Regions from separate parts of the Homo sapiens genome. Here region 1 is linked to region 2. A link is a loop called in an ENCODE intact Hi-C map of the cell type or tissue named here. Cell type or tissue: B cell. All regions are shown on one strand. Links, peaks and the distances in the headings refer to the core of each region. The heading gives the core; the rest is flanking DNA. Region 1 overlaps RHBDF2 (rhomboid 5 homolog 2). Region 2 overlaps QRICH2 (glutamine rich 2).

Region 1 (4,373 bases), core at 294-4,293, 220 kb before region 2:
AGCACCCAGGCTTGTACAAAGTTGTTCAGGAAGTCGGCAGTGGAGCTCGGGTGTGAACCCAGTTGCCCACCCTCAGGCCCCACCCAAGAGCCCCACGAACAAACCCTCAGTGACTCCTACCTGTCTGTACCTGGTGTAACCACACACACACACAGACACACACAAACAGACACACAGAGACACACACAAACACACAGACACACACAGACTCACACACACACACACACACACACACACACACACACTCTCTTTCTCTCCAGCCCAGGAGGGGGACTTTTGTTCCTATAAGAGGAGGAATAAATCACACTACAAATGCTTTGGGTGACGCACTTGGGGCCCGAGTCCTGCTCTGGGGTCAGTGGTGCTGTTTTTCCTGTGGCCTCAGCTCTGGATACTGTGGTGGCCTCTCCACCAAGGTTTCTGTCCTTGCTGTGTAAACTCTGCCCCAGACAAGGTGACAGATGACAGCAGAAGTCAAGGAGCTGTGCACGCCTGCCCGTGAGTGTGCGAGTGGCATGGCTCAGCTGGCTGGTGCTTCCCTTTGGGCCTGGCCCCCGCCTGCCGCTGGCACAGCACAGGGAAGACGTGTGCCCTCCTGGCTGCCTCTCCCCCTCCACACTCTCCTCAGATCTCTGTGCCTCGCACTCTGGAGCAGGCCTCGGCGCTGCCCCATCTGCCCCAGGGGATTTCCAGAGTGAGCTCAGGCATCTGCACCGGCTGTGGAAGCGCTGGCTGTCGGAAGCGGCTCCCAGTTTCCTATCCAGCTGAGCCAGGCTGGGGGAGGAGTGGCGGGGACGTCTGCGCCTGCCCAAGTACAGGCTGACCTCGGCGGTGGTGGTGGCTAGGCAGGGACAGCTCTCAGGGCACGGGCGGCTTCACAGGGAAACCAAGCCTGCCCGGAACGTCGTTTTGCCTCCCAGGAGACCTAGGATGGGTGTAAGGAAAAACACATCTTCCGGGAAGTACAAAGCGCCACCGTGTCCACGGCCCCTCCTTCAGCAAATGTATCCGGGCGCCCAGCTGGGAGTTGTTTGTGGTCCAAAAGCTACTGGAAGGCAGTTCCAGCCCCAGTGCCCGGCTCCTGCAGGAAAGTGGTTTCAGCCAAGTGGGCAGTGCAGGAGGTGGGCCAGAGACACTGTTTGGAGTGTGAGGGGAACCTTGTGACCAGCAGAAAAGGATGGAGGAGGATTCCAAACTTCAGGAGCTGGGCCAAGGTCCAGGGGCTGCTGGGCACAGTCGTCCATGTGTGTGCTCAGTAGGATGAGTTCACTTAATTAGTCTGTGCCTCAGTTTCCCCAGCTGCACAGTGGGCTCACTAACAGTAATCTACCTGGAGGGTTGTGTGAGGTGAGGACTCCCGTGGTAAAGGTGTGCAGCCTGCAGTGCAGTGCCCGGCCATGGCAGGAGCAGTGCGGGGAGCCATCGTGATAATGGTGTTAGGGTGGCTTCAGGTAGGGGCGTGGCTGCCGGTCCATGGCACAGACTTGGGAGATGGCCGAGGCCCTGCCTCGTGGGCTGTCAAGGACTAGATGGGAACACGCATATGGAGCAGTGGCACTGTTGTTATTGTTATTCTGTAGGAGTGGCTGTGTCTGGGGTAGGGGGACCTCAGTGCCTTGCTGGCCAAGGGAAGTGAGGGTGGGTTTCCATCTGGGCATGAACTGCTGACCTCTGCCCAGGGGTTTTCCTGGCCTGCCAGTGTGTGTGTGTCACTGACAGTGGGGTGGGGGGCAGCTCATGGAGTTGGTGCCCCTCAGCTGTGCTTTCCCTGGCGTAGGTTCCTGGGGCTGGGAGCAGGGTAAAGCTGCCTCAAGTCTTGGTTTTCTCCTCTGCCTCCCCCGTGTGGCCGCCAACCCTGTGCCAGCAGGTGGTGCAGGGATGGCTTCCTGCCCCGGTCTCTGGCAAGAAACCCTTTTCCCTCTCCCAGTGGGTCTCCCCAGGTTGTCAGCTCCATTTAGTCATAAGAAGATCTGGGGCCAGGCGCGGTGGCTCACGCCTGTAATCCCAGCACTTTGGGAGGCTGAAGCAGGCAGTCACAAGGTCAGGAGATCGGGACCATCCTGGCTAATACGGTGAAACCCCGTCTCTACTAAAAATACAAAAAAATTAGCCAGGTGTGGTGGCATGCACCTGTAGTCCCAGCTACTCAGGAGGCTGAGGCAGGAGAATCGCTTGAACCCAGAAGGCAGAGCTTACAGTGAGCCGAGATCACCCTACTGCACTCCAGCCTGGGCAGCAGAGCGAGACTCCGTCTCAAAAAATAAAAGAAAAAAAAAAGAGATCTGGAAGAGGAGGGTTGAGGATCTGCTGTGGGGTTTGGAGTGGGAACAGGACTTTGAACCCTGGCCTAAGCCCCTTTTGACCTTGCCAGCCCGTGAGGATGATGACAGCCGCCTCTCACCCTTAGCCTCAACTAAATGAGATCATGTCTGTAAAAGTCCTTTGCAAGCTGAGCAGTGCTGCCCAGGCAGTTAGGTGCTGTCCCTTCTTCATGAATCAAAGGCCTTTGCATGCAGGACTCACTCCAGCACCCCAAACACTCAGAGTCCTCACCCGTTCTTTTTCTCCTGCCCCTCACCAGTTCCAGGGTGGCAAGAGGCTGCAGAGTGTGGAGGTTAAGAGCGCGGGACCCTGGCTGGGGTTGTAGCCCCACCACCTCCCTAACTGTGGGACCTTGGACAGGTGACTTCATCTCTCTGAGCCTCAGTTTCCCCACCTGTCGAATAGAGATCTGTCCCCTGTGGGGCTCGTGGCTCAGATAGAGACTAAGTGAGCGATGGTGGCAGAGCTCAGCCAGGAATAAAAGAAACTTCCAACTGGGCGTTGGGTGTGTGCCAGGCACTGTACATTCATATCTGCTGTCATCTTCCCTGGCTCCCTCCGTGGTGGGGCATCAACCCATCTCACAGCAGAGGAGGCAGGCTCTGCAGCACCCACTTGCCCAAAGTCTCCCAGCAGGTAGGTGGCCCAGGCAGGTTTGAGTCCCATCTCTGGCCCCTTATTCCTCCTCATTCCTCAGCAAGAGAGCTCCACGCTGCCCCGAAGCAAGGTGTGGGCCATAAGCACGTGGCTTTGCAGGCCTGCTTGGGACAAGCAACCTGGTGTCCCCGTGTCCTGAAACCCTGGCAGTCACTGGGGCTAGGGCCAGCCTCTTCCCTGGGAAGCAGGGAGCCCCAGGGCAACGTTCTGGGAAATCAGGTTTATTAGTTCCTTAATGACCGTTTACAAGCTCAGAAGTGTCTGCCTGGCATTTTCCCTCCCTGCTGAGGGGCTCCATGCAGCCGGAGGCAGAACTGGGCCTCCAGAAGCGCTCTGAGTGTGTCGAGGTGAGGGCCCAGGGATGCCGTCGGCTCCCTGGGCTCTGCATGCTCACACCCAGCCAGTCCAGGCCTATTTCTGGCTGGGTGGCACTGGGCAAGGTGCTTACCTCTCTGTACAATAGGTGAGACCTTGTACCTCAGCTGAGCTGTTCCTGGGGTGAGCCCTCGTTCATGGTGACAAAGTCACATAGATCTTAGACCCTGGGAGGATACTAGCATCTTATGCATACACAAACTGAGGCTCAGAGATGTTAAGTGGCTTGCCCAAGATCGCACAGTGGTTAGAGATGGGCCTGTGACCCTGTCTTCTGCCATCGGGACAGATTTTCACTGTCTGGAGGCAGGTGGAAACCGGGTGGGCTCCTACTTTGTAAGCACAGGACAGTGCCCTGTCTGTGTACATGGGACAGTCACAAACGGAAATGGCCTGGTCACACCTTAGTGTCAAGGAGCCTCCAGCAGGAGTGAAACGGACCTCTCACACAGACCCCAGGCTGCATCTCATCCTGCCCCAACCGCTGGGCTTGTGCTGGACCACCACTGCTTCCAAGGACCCGTGAAAACCCGGCTGCCGGGATGCAGAGAGGCAGACTTTCATGAACGTTTGCAGCAAAGGGCAGTTCCCACCGAGCCTGTGTTGCTGTGGCACTGTGTGGTGCACACCCCACCCCGGAAACCCTCCAGTGTCCTGGTGTCTGACCCCAAATGGACAGGGCCTTTTGGCCCCCAGGGGCCACTTCTGACTCCTCCCCTTCACAACGATGCTGAGGGAGCAGGAGAACTGGGGCCCGGCTGCTGTGCGTGCCCCCTTCCCTTCATTGCCCCAAAGCCTGCAGTCCAGCCCCAGGCTCGGGAGCTGCTGCCTCTTCCCTGGGATGTGGAAGGCACCTGCATCCCCGCCCAGCTGCTGCCACTTGCCTGCCTCCATCAGCAGCTTTGTTTTATTTTGTCTGTGTGTTTTTTGAGATGGAGTCTTGCTCTGTCGCCCAGGCTGGAGTGCAGTGGCGTGATCTCGGCTCACTTCAACCTCCGCCTCCCAGGTTCAAGCGATTC
Region 2 (4,327 bases), core at 328-4,327:
CCTCTGTGTGTTTATGGCCCGGCTAACTGGCAGCAGCACTTTACGATTTAGCTAAAGAAGAGATGTTCTCATGCTGAGCTGGTGGGCTGGCTGGAGAAAGCTCCAGAGGCCTTCTTCTGGCAAGGGCTTGGTTCAGTGTTGACACTGTGTTCTCGGAGAACTCTCTCTACTCACCGTTTACTGGATAGATGCCCATGATGGCACATGCTCTGGGAGGCACTGAGGATGCAGCAACTGCCCAGGGCACGACAGGGGAGAGGCACACAGGCTAGGGGCAGTGCCAGCATGGGCAGAGCGTGGCCGTGACTGGCCTCACTGCCCTGCTGCTGCCGTCTCTCCTGCACGCAGTTGGACAAGCTCAGGATGATCATTGAGAGCATGCTGACCTCCTCCTCCACGCTCCTGTCCATGAGCATGGCCCCGCACAAGGCCCACACCTTGGCTCCTGGCCAGATCGACCCTGAGGCCACCTGTCCAGCCTGCAGCCTGGATGTGAGCCATCAGGTCAGCACGCTGGTGCGGCGCTATGAGCAACTCCAAGACATGGTCAACAGCCTGGCCGTCTCCCGACCCTCCAAGAAGGCCAAGCTCCAGAGACAGGTGGGGCTCTGCTCGCCTCCCTCCTGCTGCAACTGGACATGGCCCCACAGAGGAGGGCCACCCTGCTGCAGACCCACAGAAGTGGGGCGGGTGTTTGGGCCTCAAGGTCAGCTCTCCGTGGCGGAGCCCTTTAGCCAGATCCCACAAGAGTCCCTGGTCTTTCTGCAGGTCCACAGCGAGGGTAGCAGCAGAACTAGCTTTGGGGACAGGAGACCATGGGGAAGAGCTGGCTTGATGGGGTGGGACAGCACAGGCCGGCTGAGGACAGATCAGTGCCCTTCGCGTGCCCTGGAGACACAGGCCCAACTGTAGGAGATGTTGACTCCCTGGCACGCGAGTCTTCCAACCCCTTCTCAATTTCCCTAGAAAGGGCAGGCTTGCTGGTGGGGGCGGGCACAGCCACAAATCCTGGGTCCTGCCTCTTGGGCTGAGGAACTCAGATTTGGGCCAGGAGAGGAGGGGAGAATAAAGCCCACAGCCCAGCTCTCAAGTGCCCCGGGACAGCACATCACTCCTGAGCCTCCATCACCTCTAATGACCCCTGACCGGCAGGCCAGGGTCACAAGGCTAGTCCATGGGGATGTAGGTGACTGACGCTTGTGTCCTGTGGGGGTGGACACCCAGAAAGGGCAGACAGAGGGCCTCCCGCACTGTTAGTGGAAAATTGTTTTCCATTGTTTTTGAGACAGGGTCTCCCTATGTTGCCCAGGCTGTTCTTGAACTCCTGGGCTCAAGTGATCCTCTCGCCTCACCTCAGCTTCCCAAAGTGCCAGGACTACAGGCATGAGCCACCGCTCCCAGCCTTGCAGATGTTTTAAGGGCCAACTTACCTGGGGCAGCAATATTATGGCAGCAGGGGGTGGGATCGCGCCAGCAGCCTCCGAGAGCCTTCCCATCCCTCCTGCCGCAGGACGAGGAGCTGCTGGGCCGTGTGCAGAGTGCCATCCTGCAGGTGCAGGGTGACTGCGAGAAGCTCAACATCACCACCAGCAACCTCATCGAGGACCATCGGCAGAAACAGAAGGACATTGCTGTGAGCGGCCGCAGGGTGGCTGGGATGGGGCCGGGGCTCAATGTGGTGCCCTAGCCCCGCAGCTGCTGGCTCTTTTTTTCTCTGTTCACTTGGCCTCCCCAGATGCTGTACCAGGGTCTGGAGAAGCTCGAAAAGGAAAAGGCCAACAGGGAGCACCTGGAGATGGAGATCGATGTGGTGGGTGCCAGGCCCCAGGAGCCACGCTGTGTCCCAGGGCGGTCTCGCTGACTGTTCTTTGAGAGACTGAGTGGAGGGGAGCTGGCGAGACGAGTGTGGGCTCTCAGAAACCTGCCTGGTGATAGGGGTCGACACCCCCAGGGAATGGGGCCCCTCCATGGCCATCTCCCAGATGCGGGGACCTCTGTCTGTCTCTGGGCAGAAAGCCGACAAGAGTGCTCTGGCCACCAAAGTGAGCCGTGTCCAGTTTGATGCCACCACGGAGCAGCTGAACCACATGATGCAGGAGCTGGTGGCCAAGATGAGCGGGCAGGAGCAGGACTGGCAGAAGATGCTGGACAGGCTGCTCACAGAGATGGACAACAAGGTGAGGCAGGGGCATGGCGGGGCTCTCCATCCCACAGCCTTGCCCCCAGGATCGGGACAGCACCACCTTCTCCTGGGTCAGCCCCCTACCTGCTTCCTTAGAGGTCCCCTGGCCCCTCTTTCCCCGCCACAGCTGGACCGCCTGGAGCTGGACCCAGTGAAGCAGTTGCTGGAGGATCGGTGGAAATCGCTGCGACAGCAGCTCAGGGAGCGCCCCCCACTCTACCAGGCAGACGAGGCGGCTGCCATGCGGAGGTGAGGCCTGGGAGGCAGGGGAGGAGGCTGGCACGCTCTTCAGGGGGTGAGGGCAGAGGGGGCTGGGGGTCTCCAGACAAACAGCTCCTGCCAGCACACAGCGGATCCTGCCCAGGACTGTCCCATGGTTGGAGGGACAGAATTTTAGAGCTTGAAACGCTCTTCTAGCTCAGGCCCCTTCGTATTACAGCAGAGAAAGGGAGGAGGGGAGGCTTAAGGCTCTCAGGGTTTGGCTGAGCTAAGCTGGGCCTTTGGGACAGGGAGAGGTCCTCAGTACCCAGAGCTGAGACAGCTCCTGGGGGCCTGGCCCATAGGACCTGGCCCGTGGTAGGCTTGAATTCCAGGATTCCCATTCGTGGCCGCCAGGGGGCGCCCGAGACTTGCACAGGGCACCCTCAGGGGCCCATGGGAAGCCTGCTGGCTTTGGGTTAGGACAGGGAGGTCTGGGATGTGAGCCCAGAGGTGGGAGCAGATGGATTCCTGGGGAGCAGGGACATGATCTGCACCCTGGTGGGCTGAGCTTCCAGGGGCCTGCAGAGCCCCAAGCCCTTCTGGGTCTTCCGGGCAGAGCACTCACCCTGCGTGTGCGTCCCATTCCTAACAGGCAGCTCCTGGCACATTTCCACTGCCTCTCATGTGACCGGCCCTTGGAGACACCTGTGACTGGACAGTGAGTGCCCACACCGCCGGCACGTGGCCTCGCATGGCAGGGCTGCGTCTCCTCCCTTCACCTGTGTCCACCTGTCCTCTCCCTTTCTTTCATGTGTCTGCTTCCAGCCCTCGCTCCCTTCCAGGCCGGGGGCGGGTGGGAAGGTTCTTTAGGCAGGTGGATTTGGGGGACCGGACTTGTCCCACTCTGACCCGCCCCTTCTCCCTCTGTCCCTGCCCAGTGCCATCCCCGTGACCCCCGCGGGTCCAGGCCTACCTGGGCACCATTCCATCCGCCCCTACACGGTGTTTGAACTGGAGCAGGTCCGGCAGCATAGCCGCAAGTATGCTATGGGACAGCATATGGGACATATGGGTCCGGGGCCAGGGCTCTGGATGGGGAAGGCAGGGGACAGGGATGACTCCGGAGGGCCCAGCGGAACGTGACAGAAGGCAGTGCTGTGGGACAGTGTGGAGAGCCTCCTCCTTGGAATGGGACAGTGGGGGCCGCAGGCCGATTTCTGAACTAGCTCCCTGGCAGTTCCCAAGGCATGAGCGTAGGAGGCAGACCTAGTCACACCTGCTTTTGGGAGTTACGGTGGGACTTCGTCAAGGGCGCCAGCTGCCTCTGAGAGCTCCTCTACTTCTCAACCTCTTCCTCAGCCTTCGGCTGTCTCAGCAACCCCGGGATTAGAGCGGTGGGGGGAGGGTCCGGTATAGCTCAGCCAGAGGGTGGGCTCAGCCAACGAAGGAGGCTGGCGGTGGGCATCTCATGCTCCCTCCGGCTCCTGCCCACCTCTCTGCTGCTCCCCTTCTCCTAAGGATGGGAGTCCATAGTTCAGAGGACTTCAGGCTGCTCTTGGAGCCCTGTGGGTTCCAGGTATGCTAGGCCAGGTGCGCCGAGATGGGAAGGCCCGGGGCTGCCCTCAGCTCCTCCACCCACAGCTGCAGACAGGCAGCAGGGCTTTCTTCCATTTGGCTGGCCTGCACTTCCCCATCTGAGGAAAGCCTTCCCGGCAAGTCTGGCCCTCAGATGCTGTGGAAAGGACTACTGCTGAGGGGTCAAGCTGCCCAGCGACCCCCAGCCTAGCTGGGTCCTGCACAAAAGGGACCCGGAACTGAAGGATTCGGCTTACACAAGGTCAAGGCCCCCGCCATGGGCCAACCCTCCCTCTGTTCTGCTCACACCCTGCAGCCTCAAGCTGGGCAGCGCCTTCCCTCGGGGTGACCTGGCGCAGATGGAGCAGA

The links. A loop is a pair of places that touch in the nucleus more often than their neighbours do. Peaks named below come from ENCODE experiments on the same cell type or tissue, not always from the same donor. Only the 100,000 strongest peaks of a DNase experiment are listed, where the experiment ranks them.
Region 1: a loop joins it to region 2, with 2.1 times the contacts of the local background. A loop is called at or near these places in 3 of 110 quality-filtered maps.

What each region holds. Positions count from the first base shown.
Region 1 is chr17:76,494,662-76,499,034 of GRCh38, reverse strand. The region is part of intron 1 of RHBDF2 (rhomboid 5 homolog 2); the gene reads left to right. Among named protein-coding and RNA genes, the nearest start is that of RHBDF2, 4.6 kb to the left of the region's middle. In B cell, for the core only: CTCF peaks have their summits at 1,760 and 1,962; no DNase peak of the experiment used is centred there; H3K4me3 peaks cover 1,643 bases; H3K27ac peaks cover 4,000 bases.
Region 2 is chr17:76,278,137-76,282,463 of GRCh38, reverse strand. QRICH2 (glutamine rich 2) reads left to right here. Exons shown (of 19, transcript NM_001388453.1): 8 at 349-600; 9 at 1,511-1,633; 10 at 1,736-1,810; 11 at 2,013-2,177; 12 at 2,310-2,431; 13 at 3,036-3,101; 14 at 3,322-3,423; 15 at 4,275-4,327. Among named protein-coding and RNA genes, the nearest start is that of UBALD2, 15 kb to the right of the region's middle. In B cell, for the core only: CTCF peaks have their summits at 2,604 and 2,803 (motif pointing right); DNase peaks (open chromatin) are centred at 1,593, 2,103, 2,823 and 3,903.